Linked DNA regions of Homo sapiens: all the other regions are linked to region 3. Evidence: read pairs that join two places in POLR2A ChIA-PET (ENCODE). Cell type or tissue: PC-3. All regions are shown on one strand. Each heading gives the region's core, and the rest is flanking DNA. Links, peaks and the distances in the headings are about the cores only. Region 1 overlaps YWHAQ (tyrosine 3-monooxygenase/tryptophan 5-monooxygenase activation protein theta). Region 2 overlaps ITGB1BP1 (integrin subunit beta 1 binding protein 1). Region 3 overlaps LOC105373418 (a long non-coding RNA gene).

The links. ChIA-PET counts read pairs that join two places held together with the same protein. Peaks named below come from ENCODE experiments on the same cell type or tissue, not always from the same donor. Only the 100,000 strongest peaks of a DNase experiment are listed, where the experiment ranks them.
Region 1: POLR2A ChIA-PET joins it to region 3 with 8 read pairs; 8 of 35 experiments call an interaction of 5 or more read pairs at or near these places.
Region 2: POLR2A ChIA-PET joins it to region 3 with 5 read pairs; 1 of 35 experiments calls an interaction of 5 or more read pairs at or near these places.

The regions. Positions count from the first base shown.
Region 1 is chr2:9,598,341-9,603,920 of GRCh38, forward strand. All of the region lies in intron 2 of YWHAQ (tyrosine 3-monooxygenase/tryptophan 5-monooxygenase activation protein theta), which reads right to left. Among named protein-coding and RNA genes, the nearest start is that of YWHAQ, 30 kb to the right of the region's middle. In PC-3, for the core only: no CTCF peak of the experiment used is centred there; no DNase peak of the experiment used is centred there.
Region 2 is chr2:9,405,132-9,410,707 of GRCh38, forward strand. It overlaps ITGB1BP1 (integrin subunit beta 1 binding protein 1), which reads right to left. Exons shown (of 7, transcript NM_004763.5): 5 at 2,982-3,074; 6 at 2,318-2,467; 7 at 1-1,774. The coding sequence ends at 1,703. It overlaps ASAP2 (ArfGAP with SH3 domain, ankyrin repeat and PH domain 2), which reads left to right. Exons shown (of 28, transcript NM_003887.3): 28 at 1-547. Among named protein-coding and RNA genes, the nearest start is that of ITGB1BP1, 16 kb to the right of the region's middle. In PC-3, for the core only: no CTCF peak of the experiment used is centred there; no DNase peak of the experiment used is centred there; H3K27ac peaks cover 1,593 bases.
Region 3 is chr2:9,700,750-9,706,329 of GRCh38, forward strand. The region is part of intron 3 of LOC105373418 (a long non-coding RNA gene); the gene reads left to right. Among named protein-coding and RNA genes, the nearest start is that of YWHAQ, 73 kb to the left of the region's middle. In PC-3, for the core only: a CTCF peak has its summit at 2,780; DNase peaks (open chromatin) are centred at 2,612 and 3,162; H3K4me3 peaks cover 775 bases; H3K27ac peaks cover 2,190 bases.

The sequences.
Region 1 (5,580 bases), core at 905-4,904, 100 kb before region 3:
AAAGTGACCATGTGACCTGGCTGCCCAGGACCATTCCAGTTTAAGCCCACTGTCCTAGCAGACAGATCTCATTTTATTGTCTTTTGCTCTACTGCTCTTTTGCAGATACTGTGGTGTGTTTTTGTTGTTTTAACCAATTGAAGGTTTGTAGCAACACTGAATCAAGCATGTCTATCAGAGCCAATTTCCACCAGCGTGTGCTCAACTTCATGTCTCTGTGGCACATTTTGGTAATTCTCCCAATATTTCAAACTTTTTATGATTATTTTATCTGCTATGGCAATCTGTGATCGGTGGTCATTAACGTTACTACTGTAATTGTTTTGGGGTACCAGAATGCATGCCCACACAAGATGGTAAACTTAATCGATATATGCTGTGTCTGTTCTGACTGCTCCAACAATGGGGTGCTCCCAATCTCTTCTGTCTCCTCTGGCTTACCTATTCCCTGAGACACAAAAATATTAAAATTAGACCAATTAATAACCCTACAATGGCCTTTAATTAAGTGTTCAAGTGAAAAGATGAGTTACATGTCTCTTACTTACAAAAGCTAGAAATAATTAAACTTAGTGAGGAAGGCATGTCGAAAGCCAAGACAAGCTAAAGCTGGGCCTCTTGTACCAAACAGCAATGTCGTAAGTGCAAAGAAAGAGCTCTTGAAGGAAATTAAAAGTGCTACCCCAGTGAACACACAAATGATAAGAAAGCAAAACAGACTTATTGATGATATGGAGAAAACTTTATGTGGTCTGAATAGAAGCTGAGGCCAGCCACAACATTCCTTTAAATCAAAGCCTAATCCAGAGCAAGGCCTTAATTCTCTTCAATTCAGTGAAGGCTGAGAGAAGTAAGGAAGCTGCATAAGAAAAATTTGAAGCTAGGAGAGGTTGATTCATGAGGTTGACCGAAAGAAGTCACCTCCAGAACATAAAAGTACAAGCTGAAGGTACAAGTGCGAATGTAGAGCTGCAGTAAGTTATCCAGAAGATCTAGCTAATATCACTGATGAATGAAGATGGCTACACAAAATACCATATTTCCAATGTAGAGGAAACAGCCTCATACCAGAAGATGCCATCAAGTACTTTCATAGGAGGTCAGTATCTGGCTTTAAAGGAAGGCTGACTCTTCAGAGCTAATTGCAGCTGGTGACTTTAAGATGAAGCCAATGCTCATTTAGCATTCCAAAAATCCTAGGGTCCTTAAGAATTATGCTAAATCTACTCTGCCTGCACTCTACAAATGGAACAACCAACCAAGCCTGGATGACGGCATCTGTTTACAAAATGCTTCACTGAATATTTTAAGTCCATTGTTGAGACCTACTGCTCAGAAAAAAAAGATTCCTTTCAAATTATAATTGCTCATTGACAATGCAGCACCTGTTTACCAAAGAGCTCTGAGGGAGATGTACAAGATTAATGCTGTTTTCATGCCTGCTCACATAAAACAACATCCATTCTGCAGCCCATAGATCAAGGAGTAATTTCAACTTTCAAGTGGAATTATTTAAGAAATACATTTCGTAAGGCCATAGCTGTCATAGACAGTGGTTCTTCTGACAGATCTGGGAAAATAAATTGAAAACCACCTAGAAAGGATTCACCATTCTAGATGCCATTAAGAAGATTTGTGATTCATGGGAAGAAGTCAAAATATTAACATTAACAACAGTTTGGAAGAAGCTGATTTCTACTCTCATGAATGACTTTGAGGACTTTTAAGATTTCAGTGGAAATCTTCCACCTGCAGATGTGGTAGAAACAGGAAGAGAAATACTAGAATTAGAAATGGAGCCTGAAGATGTGACTGAATTGCTGCAAACTCATGTTAAAACTTGAACAGATGAGAACTTGCTTCTCATGGATGAGCAAAGAAAGTGGTTTCTTGAGAAGGATCTACTTCTGGTGAAGATGCCATTAACACCGTTGAAATGACAACAAAGGACTGAAAACACTGCATAAACTTAGTTGATAGAGCAGTGGCAGGGTTTGAGAGGATTGCCTCTGATTTTGAAAGAAATTCTATTCTAGCTGAGATGGCATCAAACAGCATCACATGCTATAGAAAAATCGTTTGAGGGCCGGGTGTGGTGACTCATGCCTATAATCCCAGCACTTGAGAGGCCCAAGCGGGCAGATCACCTGAGGTCAGGAGTTCAAGACCAGCCTGACCAACATGGAGAAACCCCATCTCTACTAAAAATACAAAATTAGTTGGGTGTGGTGGTGCATGCCTGTAATCCCAGCTACTTGGGAGGCTAAAGAAGGAGAATTGATTGAACCCGGGAGGCAGAGGTTGTGGTGAGCCGAGGTCGCGCCATTGCACTCCAGCCTGGGCAACAAGAGCGAAACTCTGTCTCAAAAAAAAAGAAAAAAGAAAAAAGAAAAATCTTTTGTGAAAGGAAGCACAAACTGATGCAGCAAACTTCACTGTTGTCTTATTTTAAGCAATTGCCACGGCCACCCCCAACCAGTCAGCAACCATCAACATGGAGGCAAGACCCTCCACCAGCAAAAAGATAAGGACTTCTAAAGGCTTAGATGATCGATTTCTTGGCAATTAAGTATTTTCTATTTAAGGTACATACGCTGGTTTTTAGACAAAATGCTATTGTGCACTTAACAGACTACAGTATAGTGTAAGCATGACTTTTATACACTGTAGGGAACCAAAAATTTCTGTGACTTGCTTTATTGAGATAATTCACTCAATTGTGGTGGTCTACAACCAAATCTGCAATTATTAATGCTATTTATTTTCATTCTTAGAAATATCCCACTTTGGAAGACATTGTGTGGTCATCCTGTAGATAAGACATTAATATTATAATTCAGGCCGGTCATGGTGGCTCAAGCCTGTAATCCCAGCACTTTGGGAAGCCATGGTGGGTGGATCACCTGAAGTCAAGGGTTTGAGACCAGCCTGGCCAACATGGTGAAACCCCGTCTCTACTAATAATACAAAAATTAGCTGGGTGTGGTGGCGCACGCCTGTAATCCCAGCTACTCGGGAGGCTGAGGCAGAACTGCTTGAACCCAGGAGGCAGAGGTTGCAGTGAGCAGTGAGCCAGAATTGCACCACTGCATTCCAGCCTGGACAACAAGAGTGAAACTCCACCTCAAAAAAACAAACAAACAAAAAATATTATAATTCAAAATTATTACTTCAATACTTAAAAGGTAAAAAATGAATCATCCTGGTGTACCATTTAACGTTCATATAAAAGGTAATAAAACTTCCTTAGGCATACACTGAGAACCACACACGTGATGCCATCCATAACTAAGAGCAGTTCTTAAGATTGTTTTTTTTTTTTTGAGACAGAATCTCACTCTGTCACCCAGGTTGGAGTGCAGTGGTGTGATCTTAGCTCATTGCAACCTCTGCCTCCCGGGTTCAAGCGATTCTCCGGCCTCAGCCTCCTGTGTAGCTGGGATTACAGGTACTCACCACCTTGCTCGGCTAATTTCTTTTTGTATTTTTAGCAGACGGGGTTTTGCTGTGTTGGCCAGGGTGGTCTCGATCTCCTGACCTCAGATGATTTGCCTGCCTCGGCCTCCCAAAGTGCTGGGATTACAGGCATGAGCCACCATGCCTGGCTGGTTCTTAAGATTAATAAAAACAAAAAGTTGTCTATATATCAAATGAACAGATACTAATTCAGACAACGAACCATAATATTAACCTCAGTAATGCCAAAAAATAAAGCAACTTTAGTAATGATACATTAGAGCTTTTAATTTGTAAATATCCTTTCCCTCCTCCTCTATTCACTTATCCTTTAATATAATAACTCCTGGCCAGGTGTGGTGGCTCATGCCTAAAATTCCGGCACTTTGGGAGGCCAAGGAATGAGGATCACTTGTAGCCAGGAGTTCCAGATTAGTCTGGGCAGCTAAGCATGATCTTGTCTCTACCAAAAATTAAAAAATTAGCCAGGCATGGTGCCTCATGCCTGTAAGTCCCAGCTACTTAGGAGGGTTGTTTGTACCCAGATGTTCAAGGCTGCAGTGACCTATGATCACACCACTGCACTCCAGCCTGGGTGACAGAGCAAGACCCTGTCTCAATAAATAAATAAATAAAAATAAGTCCTTTAATAACATTTTATGCCTCCTTAACTAAGTTAAAATGAAACTAGTAGCTAATAATACACCTACGCACATTTTTTTTTTAAACAGCTACTCCTGAGTAGCTAGGAGTACAGGTGAGTCCCACCACCCAGCTGTCTCCCCCAGCCTGGAACGGAGTGCAGTGCAGTGATCACAGCTTACTGCATCCTTGAACTCCTGGACTCAAGGGATCCTCCCACCTTAGCCCTACTATAGGCACAGGCTACCACGCCCAGCTAATTGTTTTTATATTTTGGAGAGACAGGGTCTCATCATCTTGCACAGACTGGTAACTCCTAGGCTCAAGTGGTCCTCCTGCCTCAGCCTCCCAAAATGCTGGGATTACAGGTGTGAACCACCATGCCTAATTTAAAAAAAAAAAAAAAAAAAAAAAAAAAAAAAAAATATATATATATATATATATATATATATATATATATATATAGTAGGGACACAGTCTTGCTATGTTGCCTAGGCTGGTCTTGAACTTCTGGCCTCAAGTGATCCTCCTGCTTCGGCCTCCCCAAGTGTTGAACTTACAGGCATAAGCCACCTCACCTGACTGAGGAACACTTTTAAAATGTACATTTATCTCCTAAGGTATAAGGAACAAAGTAATTTTTAATAAAACAGTATTTTCAATAGGTAAACATTCATATAGCTAAAGTATAAACACAACGTAGTCAGATATCTGCCTCTAAGAATCAACAACAACAAACAACCTTCAAATACAGACTTACAATCTGTTCAAATATCATGAATGGCCTGACCAGTCAAGTTACAAGCAAAACAAAGTACAATTCTCCCTTGAATTTTTTTTTTTTTTTTTGAGCTGGAGTCTCGCTCTGTTGCCCGGGCTGAAGTGCAGTGACACGATCTCAGCTCACTGCAACCCCAACTTCCCAGGTTCAAGCAATTCTTGAGCCTCAGCCTCCCGAGTAACTGGGATTACAGGCACGCATAATCATGCCTGGCTAATTTTTCTAATTTTTTTTTAGAAGAGACGGGGTTTCTCCATGTTGGCCAGGCTGGTCTCAAACTCCTGACCTCAGATGATCCTCCTGCCTCAGCCTCCCAAAGTGCTGTGATTACGGGCATGAGCCACCATGCCTGGCTTTCCTTGATTTTTACACAGTAGATGCATTCCTGGTTAATTCTGTATGTTATTAAAACCATAAAATAGGCCAGGCATGGTGGCTCACACCTGGTAATCCCAACACTTCGGGAGGCTGAGGCAGATGGATCATTCGCGGTCAGGAGTTCGAGAGCAGCCTGGCTAGCATGGTGAAACTCCCCTCTATTAAAAATACTAAAAAACTAGCTGGGCGTGGTGGTGTACACCTGTAATCCCAGCTACTTGGGAGGCTGAGGCAAGGGAATCTCTTTAACCCAGGAGGAGGAGGTCACAGTGAGCTGAGATCACGCCACTGCACTCCAGCCTGGACGACAGAGTGACACTCCA
Region 2 (5,576 bases), core at 1,577-5,576, 290 kb before region 3:
CACTGGTACATAAATACCTAGGAAATATTTTTCCAGTCTACAATTTGGTGCTATTGTGCAGTAACTAATAGTACTCTTACCAGAGGAGAAATTATATTAACGACCCTGCTAATATCCTTTCTTAGTTATTTGCTCCTTGCAAATTAAAAAAGCAACTAAGAGAAAGAAAAACATTGTAGATATCTATTTATATTTAAAGTTTATGTTTCATGAACTGCAGCTGCAGGATTCTGGCATTTTGCATGCCATTCTCCATCAGATCTGGGATGATGGCTCAGAACATGTACACAGACTAAGAGTAACTGTGTGATCTGTTAAGGGGTGGATAACATAATATGCAGCTTAGGATGCTATTTTGAGATGTATGATATTCAGTTCATTCACCTGATTACTTTGGTTGCAGCACAACTGTATATATTGTATAACCGAAATTGATTATTTTCATTGTCCTTAATGCAGTGATTTATAATTAGAGCATGTTTAATAAGTTTACTCTTCTTGTTAACTAGTCATTTGACTGGAAAAAAATAAAATACTTTTAAATGGACATGGTTTTATTTTTAATGTTTTTAATCTTTAAAGTTTTGTATATTGACAGTCCTTTAAAAAAAGTACACTATCATACTGTACATGGGATCTTTACATACTTTTAGCATGAGCGGTAATCTTTTAAGGTTCTCTTAACTCTAGGAATTGTGGTTGGCCAGCATGTTATCTTGACCAGACACTTCTGAAAATCTGCTTTGTGTGTCTTAAGTTGGCAATGTCACTGTTCCAGACCAGCATGAATCCTGGTCTCCAGTCCACACCTCTGCCGGACAGAGGTCCATGCCAGTGATACCATGACTGGGAAGCCACCACTGAGCCCATGTCCTCAGTCTTCCTCAGGCCTTCAGTGTGTGTCACTGAGTGGACCTCTGTGACATCTCGTCTTCCTCAGGCCTTCAGTGTGTGTTTGTCACTGAGTGGACCTCTGTGACATCTCGTCTTCCTCAGGCCTTCAGTGTGTGTTTGTCACTGAGTGGACCTCTGTGACATCTAGTCTTCCTCAGGCCTTCAGTGTGTGTTTGTCACTGAGTGGACCTCTGTGACATCTCGTCTTCCTCAGGCCTTCAGTGTGTGTTTGTCACTGAGTGGACCTCTGTGACATCTCGTCTTCCTCAGGCCTTCAGTGTGTGTTTGTCACTGAGTGGACCTCTGTGACATCTAGTCTTCCTCAGGCCTTCAGTGTGTGTTTGTCACTGAGTGGACCTCTGTGACATCTCGTCTTCCTCAGGCCTTCAGTGTGTGTTTGTCACTGAGTGGACCTCTGTGACATCTAGTCTTCCTCAGGCCTTCAGTGTGTGTTTGTCACTGAGTGGACCTCTGTGACATCTCGTCTTCCTCAGGCCTTCAGTGTGTGTTTGTCACTGAGTGGACCTCTGTGACACCTAGGCTTCTGTGACACTTAGGTTAAGCTTATTAGAAGTTGAAAAAGACAAATGAAGTTTTTTAGCCCAGAAAATAGATGACTTCATTGAGAGTTAACTCACTGTGTAATAGGACACATTTTAATAAACAAATGATCAGCATTTTACACAATCCATTTTCTTCAGAAAATCTAGAGCAAGGGATAACTTCATTATTTGCATAACATTTCAGCATTGCAGTTTGAAAACAGCTGAACTTTCAGATGAAGTTGACTTCTACTTGATTGCAGGATTCAGGGTTTCTCAGATGTTAATACAGAGTCAAAAGCGGTGGATAAAACCTTGCAAATGGCTTGTGCTTGTTCCTACATTACATGAAAGATAGAGTAAGAGCAACATTCATCTGTCTCTTCGTGAACTTAATTTGGCTAGCAGAGGCACACACCTGACCCTCTTAAGACCTCTCCTAAGCAAGCCGACCACACATGCCTGCCTGGGTCAGTGGAACCCATACTATGAGCTTCCCTGCACGTGGGCCCTTTCTGCCCTCCTTCAGAGGAAAGCAAACAGCGACTGCAGCCTGCAAAGGCTGATCACGCAGTCTAGGAGGGCAACAACGTTCGGAAATGGAAGAAGCCTTCGGCCCCTGGAGGATACATTTTTCCTCAGCTGCTTTGTTTACCTTTTAAATCCCGGCACAAGCGAGTGCTGCCACTGGCCCTAACAAATATTTCACAAACCTGCACTGTCTTGCCAGCCGGCTGACCTCCGGCCTAATATTCATTCACTATCCCCAGGCCAAGATATTCCATATATAATGGATTGTATTTCTTCAGCCTTCAAAAACAGTAGTCCCTGGGTGTTGCGACTTGATGGGCAAGCAGCTAACCAAAGTAACGAAGTCTCACCAGGCTGTTGCACTGATAAACCCACAGGCTGTATTCCTCATTGCTTGCATCTGTGGTCTTCAGAGCCAGTAAGCTTTTTCCCGCCCCCAGACCGTCATCGTAACACACCATCCGGATTATTAAGTAGAGAGCATGCCTGTGCAAAACATCCTGCAGAAGTCAGGAAAGATTCCGAGAGATCAGGACTCTCAAATGTTTGTCAGTCCTGATGACACACCCTCCCAGGCAGAGTGAGGCTTGAAACAGCATATCCATAGGTTTCTCACCCCAAGGGATGTCCTGTATGCTCAGTCTCGGGCAATGCCTTCAGATCCCAGCAAGCCAGGAGTGCAGTGATCTAAACTGACTATCCCAGTGTCTGTGCCCACCGTCCAAGCTGACAGCTGCTCTTAATTGATGAGGGGCCCTTAGTTGAAAATGCATTCGGAGCCATCTGTGTGTTTGGGGGTGGGGGGGGCAGGTTGCATGGGCCCTTCCAACACAGGAGAGAAAAGGAAGCCCCTATTCACCTTAAGAAATTGGTCACGTTTAAGACCAACTGCCAGGAATGTTTACAAACCAATCACTCTGCAAACAGGAGTGGCCCTAATTATAAGGGGGCTCTTAATGGCCTGAATTCCCTGTTATCTAAAACATAGTTTTCTTAATAAATTATATTACTTACATATTGATCTGATGTTGATACTTTTATGCCATACTTGGAAACTCCCATAATAAATTCTTCCTCCGGAGGAACAAAAGGCAACTTTCCATCTTGCTTTAAAGTAAAAATAAATTCCATGATAAAGATTAAAATTACATAATAGTCTTAAGTCTGACTAGTCACTTTGAGTATCTGGCCATCGCAAGCCCAAACCCTTTAAAGAATGTGGGGTACACATTAGCCAGGCAAGAGTCTCTCTCCCAGAGGCAGAAGAAACATTTCCCCCCATTTACAAAAAGGTTATTTTTATTTTTGAGACAGAGTCTCACTCTGTCGCCCAGGCTATAGTGCAGTGGCATGATCTCAGCTCGTTGCAACGTCTGCCTCCTTGGTTCAAGTGAGCACATCCGGCTAATTTTCGTATTTTTAGTACAGATGGGGTTTCATCATGTTGGCCAGGCTGGTCTCGAACTCCTGACCTTAAGTGATCCACCCACCATAACCTCCCAAAGTGCAGGGATTACAGGCATGAGCCACCATGTGGGCCAATTTATTTATTTTTAAATCGAGGTGGGATCTCACTATGTTGCCTTAGGCTGGTCTTGAACTCTTCTTGGCCTCAGGTAACTCTCCCAAGTTGGCCTCCCAAAGTGCTGGCATTACAGGCATGAGCCACTGTGCCCAGCCGCATTTTTACAGCCCACAACTCTGAGCAAAATTCACATCCATCCCTTTCATGCATATTGTTTGTCTTGGAGTTAATCCTAATTACACACTGAGCTGCTTCTCACAAAACCTGCTGATGTTAAAATACCTACATGAGAAAAATGAAGATCTTCATTTCCACAGCATAGACCAGTGTTAGCGTGTGGGATGATCAGGAAGCAGAGCCCACATATCCTGCCCAGATGGGAAGGCGTGTCTGGTGATGCCACGCCTCAGGGCTTCGGGCTGGCAAGTGCTGCTGATGAGCAGTTACTCCACTCACAAAAACATGAATTGGGGTTTTCAGCTACTCAGGAACCGCAGATAATCCCTGACAGCTTCCCTGGCGGACGATCCGGTCTCGGCTCCCAGACCGGAATACCACCTACTTCGTCTTCCCTAACGTAAGACGCTGTTGGCAACCTATGGATGTTCTGTACTGTCAATGGTTTTGTGGAACCACTCGCCCACATTAAAGACATTACAGTAAATAAGCTGCATCCCAATACCTTACTTCTTGGGTCCTCACAATGTTACAGTACCCGCTTGCCAATCGCTTCCCACAGTGGGTTTAAAGCAATTCCAAGAACCACGGTATGGGATAATAGTCAAGCTATTGTCAATACTGGAATTTTAGCAAGCAAAAATTCTATGGTGATATGAGAAATTTAGTAGTCCTTATAGGAATGAAAATAATGCTAGTGTATTTTTGAGGGGAAGAATTATTAATCTTTCAGTACAACACTTAGACTGGTTGTAGCTTTTATGGTTAAGACCACACTGAACGTTGCGGCTCGTTCTTGGAACTACAACTTTAAGCGAAATCACGCATATAACAAAACCATTTTTTTTTCTCATCAACATCATAAAACATTATAACAAAATGACCTTGAAAAACGAGTTACTTGGAGGAACTAATCTAGGTGGTTTTCCAAGAACCAATCAATGAGGTTACGTGAGGACTTAATGTAGTTTGTTGGAATGACTTTATATTCCCAACTAAATGCTGGAAAGTAATTATACTTGTCCAAACTACCGTGAGTTCTTTTTTTTTTTTTTTTTTTTGAGACGGAGTTCTGCTCTTGTTGCCCAGGCTGGAGTGCAATGGCGCGATCTCGGCTCACTGCAACCTCCACCTCCTGGGTTCAAGCGATTCTCCTGCCTCAGTCTCCCGAGTAGCTGGGATTACAGGCATGCGCCACCACACCCAACTAATTTTTTTGTATTTTTAGTAGAGATGGAGTTTCACCGTGTTAGCCAGGATGGTCTCTATCTCCTGACCTCATGATTCACCCACCTCGGCCTCCCAAAGTGCTGGAATTATAGGCCTGAGCCACCGCGCCCAGCCCGAGTTCTCTCTTAAATGGCAATTTAGATTCACTGATGTCCTTCAGACAGAAGTATCTTCCTTTACTTTCATAAAGATATGAAACTTCATTTCAGGTTTTTTTTGAGACAGTCTTACTGTTCTGTCACCCAGGCTGGAGTGCAGTGGTACAATGATGGCTCACTGCAACTTTGACTTCCTGGGCTCAAGGAATCCCCCTGCCTTGGCCTTCTGAGTATCTGGGACTACCAGTGCATAACACCACACTCAGCTGATTTTTTAAAATGTTTTGTAGAGATGGGGGTCTTGCCCAGGCTGGTGTTTTGTTTTGTTTGAGACAGTCTCACTGTGTCACCCAGGGCTGGAGTGCAGTGGCACAATCTTGGCTCACTGCAGCCTCTGCCTCCTGAGTTCAAGCAAGCAGTTCAACCTCAGCCTCCCGAGTAGCTGGGATTATAGGCATGCACCACCACACCCAGCTAATTTTTGTATTTTTAGTAGAGACAGGGTTTTGCCATATTGGCCAGGCTGGTCTTGAACTCTTGGCCTCAAGTGATCTGCCCCCCTTGGCCTCCCAAAGTGCT
Region 3 (5,580 bases), core at 549-4,548:
TCCCAGTCTGGAATCCTGAGACTCTAGTTTCCACTGAGGGAACTGATTCCACTGTGCTAGTTCACATCACCTCCTCTGTTTGTCAACTCCCAGCTTCCATTTCCAGTTTATTCCTTTCTCTTCATTACTACCTATGTGACAGACTGGTGCTGTGAGATTAGTGTGTTTCATGCGCATCCATTCTTTGTTACATCTTGAGATCTACTCTTATTTGTGCTCGCATAACCCTAGTCTATCCCCCGAACTACTGTCTGGAATCCCTCTGCAGGACCATTTCACAATTTATTTATGCCTTCTCCTATTGATGGTTATGTACATGGTTTCCAGTTCTTCCCTATTACAGACAACACTGTGATCACCCCCTCATACCTGTTGCCTTGTGTACTCAGGTACAAGCATTTATCTAAACACCTAGAAGGAGCCTTGCTGGGTTACACTTGCAGTTTCCCTAGATACTGCTGAATTGCCCTCCAAAATGATGGTGTCAATTTACACTCCCATCCATTGTATATGGGAAGACCCATTTCCCTCAACCTTTCCAACACTTGATGTTGTTAGACTTTGTTTTGCTAATCTGATGGGTGACCGTGGTATCTTGTTGTAATTTGCCTGTTTCTGATTCCTAATTCTGTTGAGTAAACCCATTTGGGTTTCTTCTACTGTAAATTACCTAGTCATATATTTTGCCCATTTGTCTGTTCCTTGTTATTTTATGGGAGTTCTTTAAACATCCTTGATACCAATCCTTTGTCTATCATGTTTTGCATATATTTTCCTCCAATCAATACTTATGTTTTAATTTTGTCTATGGTGTCTTTTATCGGTGACTTTTGAACAGGGGAGTTACACAGGGTTGAATTTTGAAAGACCTCTCTCTTAAACCAGAAGTGTATTGATAGAGCATATATAGATCCACAGAGCAATAAAACAGAGAAAAGACCTGTGCATATATGGGAACTGAGTTTACGATAGAATGGCATCATACATCAGAGAGGAAAGGACATACTATTTGATAAATGGTATTGAAGCAATTAGCTATTTATATGAAGTTTTAAATTCTGATGTGGTCAAATTTGATAATTTTTTTAGCCTATAATTTTTGCTTCTGGTGTCTGATTTAAGTATATTTTGTCTATGCCAATGTCATAAATATTGTCTTCAATGGATGTAGTGATTCCCCCAAAATAGAAGACAGCTCAGGTCAGAGAAAAAGCCTTGTAGTGAAACTACAAGTCTATGCTTGATTTAAATTTTCTTCTAATTATTTTACAGTATTTTTGTCACATTTAGGTCTTGAATTTATTTTTGGATATGGTGTGAGGGAGGGATATAATTATACATTATTTCATATAGATAACTAATTGCTTCAATACCATTTATTGAATAGTATGTCCTTTCCTCTCTGATGTATGACGCCATTCTGTCATAAATCCAGTTCCTATATATGCATGCGTATTTTCCTGAACTCGATTCTGTTTTACTGCTCTGTAGGTCTATATATGCACGATCAATACACTTCTGGTTTAAGAGAGTGGTCTTTCTAAATTCAATCCTGTGTAACTCCTCTGTTAAAAAGTTATCAAAGTGTTCAGTCAAATGGTCCTTTATCATCTAATCCCTGCCTATTTTTGGCCATCTTCTCTCTCCTGTCTTTCCCCAAGTCCCTGTGGCACTATCAAAATCATTTACCCTAGGCTTTATCTCAGTTGATCTACTTGCTGTCCTTCCAACCCATGCTGAGGTTTTGCCTTCCTGCCTTTGTACACATTGTTCTCTCTGCCTGGAATGCCTTTCCTACTCATTTCTTGTCTGATGAAGTTTAACCGAAATGCTTTTTCAACACCTTTCCCAACCCCCCAGTTGGGGTTCTCCTAGGTGCTCCCCAGCACTTTGCTCATCTCTACCATGGCTCTCCAGATGTTCTACTCACCTAATTTAGGACTCTAGTCAGGCTCCTCCACCCGATAGGCTAGGAGAGCTTCCCAAGGGCAGGAGTGCATCTAATACATTTCCATGTCTGCCTTCCCCTAGTCACCCACCCCAGTTGACCTAACTTGTGTCTGGCATGGAGCCAGGCAATAATAGCTGCATCCACTGAATACTGACTATCTGCCATCTACTCTCCTATTTCATACTTATGGCAACCTTTGAATGTGGTAGAATAATTCCCATTCTTCAGATGAGAACATTGAGGCTCAGAGCGGCGATGTAGCCTGCAAGGGCACATAACTGGAAGCATCACAGCTGAGATCCAGACCCCAGTCTTTCTGACTTTAGAGCCCATGCTCTCCCACTACAGTCTACACTGGGGCTCAGTAAACATTTACTGAGTGAAAGAATAAATACGTGCAGAACCCAGCCAACAGAGAGCATCCCCGGAGGTGGGGCCAGGGCCCCAGGCACTCAGAGGAGGCAGGCCTCTGGCAGTAGCTAAGCAGATTCCCGTCTCAGATGTCAGCCCTGCCCACCCTTCTGTGCCCCCCCACCCCCCTGGTTGGTGTTTGTGGGACAGTTTCCACTGTGTTGCCTGGGAAACGAGGCATCCTGCCACCACCACTCCCCACCTCCGGGCTGCCAACACCTACCACGCCCGGCTTGGGGGTTTTGGCTGGTTTCCCTTGTGTCCTAGTCAGCTTGAGAAACCCTCGGATGCACTCGCCACTTTTACAGTGTGGCTTTGCTCATCTGGGTGGGAGGTACTGCCTGGGGTGAGCTCATCACCTCTGGTTCCTCAGTGCCACCCACTGATGTCTCTTGGCACTGAGTTCTTACAACTTGTTCCAGGGGATATTTGGTGGTTGATGGTCACCACCCATGTGTCATGGTCCCTGAGCATCCCCCGCCACCCCACTGCTCCCTATTTTGGCAGTTACTGTCACCCTCTAGGGATGCAGGGATGCAGTTTACCTATCTAGAGTGCGGTGATCAGGTGGGGAAGTACAAATGGCAATTGACAGCTAGAGAGCTTGAAACCCTCCCACTTGGCTCTGCTCACCCTGGACTCTGGGAGACCTCAGCTGCCCAGCAGTGGAGGCTGGGGCAGCAGAGGGGCCAGACCTGGGAGCCCAGAAGCCTGGATCTGAGTCTGACTCACTGCTAGCCTTTGACCTTTGGAGGCTTGGGCAAGCTGAGGAACTTCTCTGGTCTTAATCTCCACCCCCTGCTGGAGTAGGTGAGGTCAATGAGTGAGCGCATGTAACTTCCTCTTGGTAAGCCCTGGGTTCCTGGAGACAGGAGAGGGAGGGTGGTTTTCCAGGGGCATTTGTTGACATTTCTAGAGAATATCTGAGGCTTCGACAAAATCAGACCTCAGAAATGTGGGCCTGCCTTGCTGTTGTGGGGGATGGTGGCTGGAAAGTGGGGAGGGAGATGAGACCCCAGCTTTCTCTGGCTGTGGCCTGGGCAAGGCCCCCTACTCCCTGCCCGTGCTCCCTGTCTGTCCAGTAGCAGGCTCATGTGTGACTCTCTAGGGTACATGGCTATGTATATTCCTAAATCAAATTAAATCCCATTCCCGGCTGGGTGCAGGGGTTCACGCCTGTAATCCCAGCACTTTGGGAGGCCAAGGCAGGTGGATCACGAGGTCAGGAGATCGAGACTGTCCTGGCTAACACTGTGAAACCCTGTCTCTACTAAAAATACAAAAAAAAGCCAGGCGTAGTGGTGGGCGCCTGGAGTCCCAGCTACTCAGGAGGCTGAGGCAGGAGAATGGCGTGAACCCGGGAGGCGGAGCTTGCAGTGAGCCGAGATCACACCAATGCACTCCAGCCTGGGCAACAGAGCGAGACTCCGTCTCAAAAACCAAAAAAAAAAAAAAAAAAAATCAAATTCCTGCCCCCTACATCCTGCCATTTGGGGGACTTGTAGTATCAGTTATTCCTTGGTTCTTCCCTTCCCTATACCCCCTGTAATGTGCAAAATCCAAGCTGGTTCCTGCTAAGACACCCACTGCCCCAGCTCCAACCTCAGGCCCTGAGGAGAACTTGCTGCTTCTGAGCCTGTAGCCTGGGGCCTGGGGGTGATTGATGACCAGAGACCCTGGACCCTGAGCCCAGCCTCCCCTCCTCAGCATCATTGTCATCAGGCAGGTTGAGGACCTGCCAGTCATATGGCCTGATTGGCTCTTCACCTGCTCCCTAGGCGCCTGAAGCCCCCTCCCCTCCGCTCCAGAAGACATAGCACATGGGCTCCCCAGCTCATTCAGGCTGTTAAGGAAACAAAGGTCAGGGAGGAGCGAGGCTGTAATGCAACCTTCTGTGGCATAGGACAGAGCCTGGCTCTTCTGATGGGGGCAGCAGGTAGGGATAAAGCAAGGGAGAAAACCGCTTTTTCCACGTCCTTACATCTAGAGCCTCTTTCCATGAGGACACCCCATAGCCATGGGATGCAGAGAGCAACAGTTTACTTCCTCCACTTTTTAGCCGAATGAGTTCACCAGCCTCAGCTTCACCAGATGTCAAACGGGGATGATGGTCAGGCCAACAGGCTAACTCGGTGGGGTGCTGATATGGTTTAGCTGTGTCCCCACCCAAATCTCATCTGGAATTGTAGCTCACATAATTCCCATATGTCGTGGGAAATACCCAATGGAAAGTGATTGAATCAGGGGGGCGAGTCTTTCCTGTGCTGTTCTCGTGATAGTGAATAGATCTCACAAGATCTGGTGGTTTTATAAAGAGCAGTTCCTCTGCACATGCGTCTTGCCTGCCGCAATGTAAAGCATGCCTTTGCTTCTCCTTTGCCTTCTGCCATGAGTGTGAGGCCTCCCCAGCCATGTGGAACTGTGAGTCCATTAAATCTCTTTCCTTAATAAATTACCCAGTCTCGGGTATGTCTTTATTAGCAGTGTGAGAACAGACTAATACAGGTGCTATTTGGCATTTTGAGTGGGATAATTTTAAAATTGTGCATCTTACCCATTTCGAAATATTTAGCATGGGTACTAAATATCAGTAACACCCCCGGTCACTATGACACCAAAACTAAAAAATTAAATGCCCTCACATAGCTCCAAATGCCTCCTAAGGTAAGGGCAGTACTATCCCCAGGTAAGAATCGCTTTAAAAAAAATTTATATTGGCCGGGTGCGGTGGCTCACGCCTGTAATCCCAGCAATTCGGGAGGCCGAGGTGGGCAGATCACAAGGTCTAGAGATCGAGACCTCGTCTCTACTAAAAATACAAAAATTAGCTGGGTGTGGTGGTGGGCACCTGTAATCCCAGTTACTCAGGAGGCTGAGGCAGGAGAATCACTTGAACCTGGGAGGTGGAGTTTGCAGTGAGCCAAGATTGCACCACTGCACTCCAGCCTGGCCGACAGAGTGAGACTCTGTCTCAGAAAAATAAATAAAACAAAATAAAATAAAGTAAGAAGGCGGTTTCTTAAAGCAAATGTACAATTCAAATGAATTGATTGAGCACCTGTGCCAGGCCCTGGGCTTTGCCCTGGGGAATCAAAATGAATAAAACATAGGCCCTGCCCTCAAGGGGTCCCCAGCAAGAGACATGTCCCTAACAAACATCAGGGCCTGTGATGGGTCTAAGGGACACGTAGGAAAGGGTGAGATTGTGCAGGAAGGGA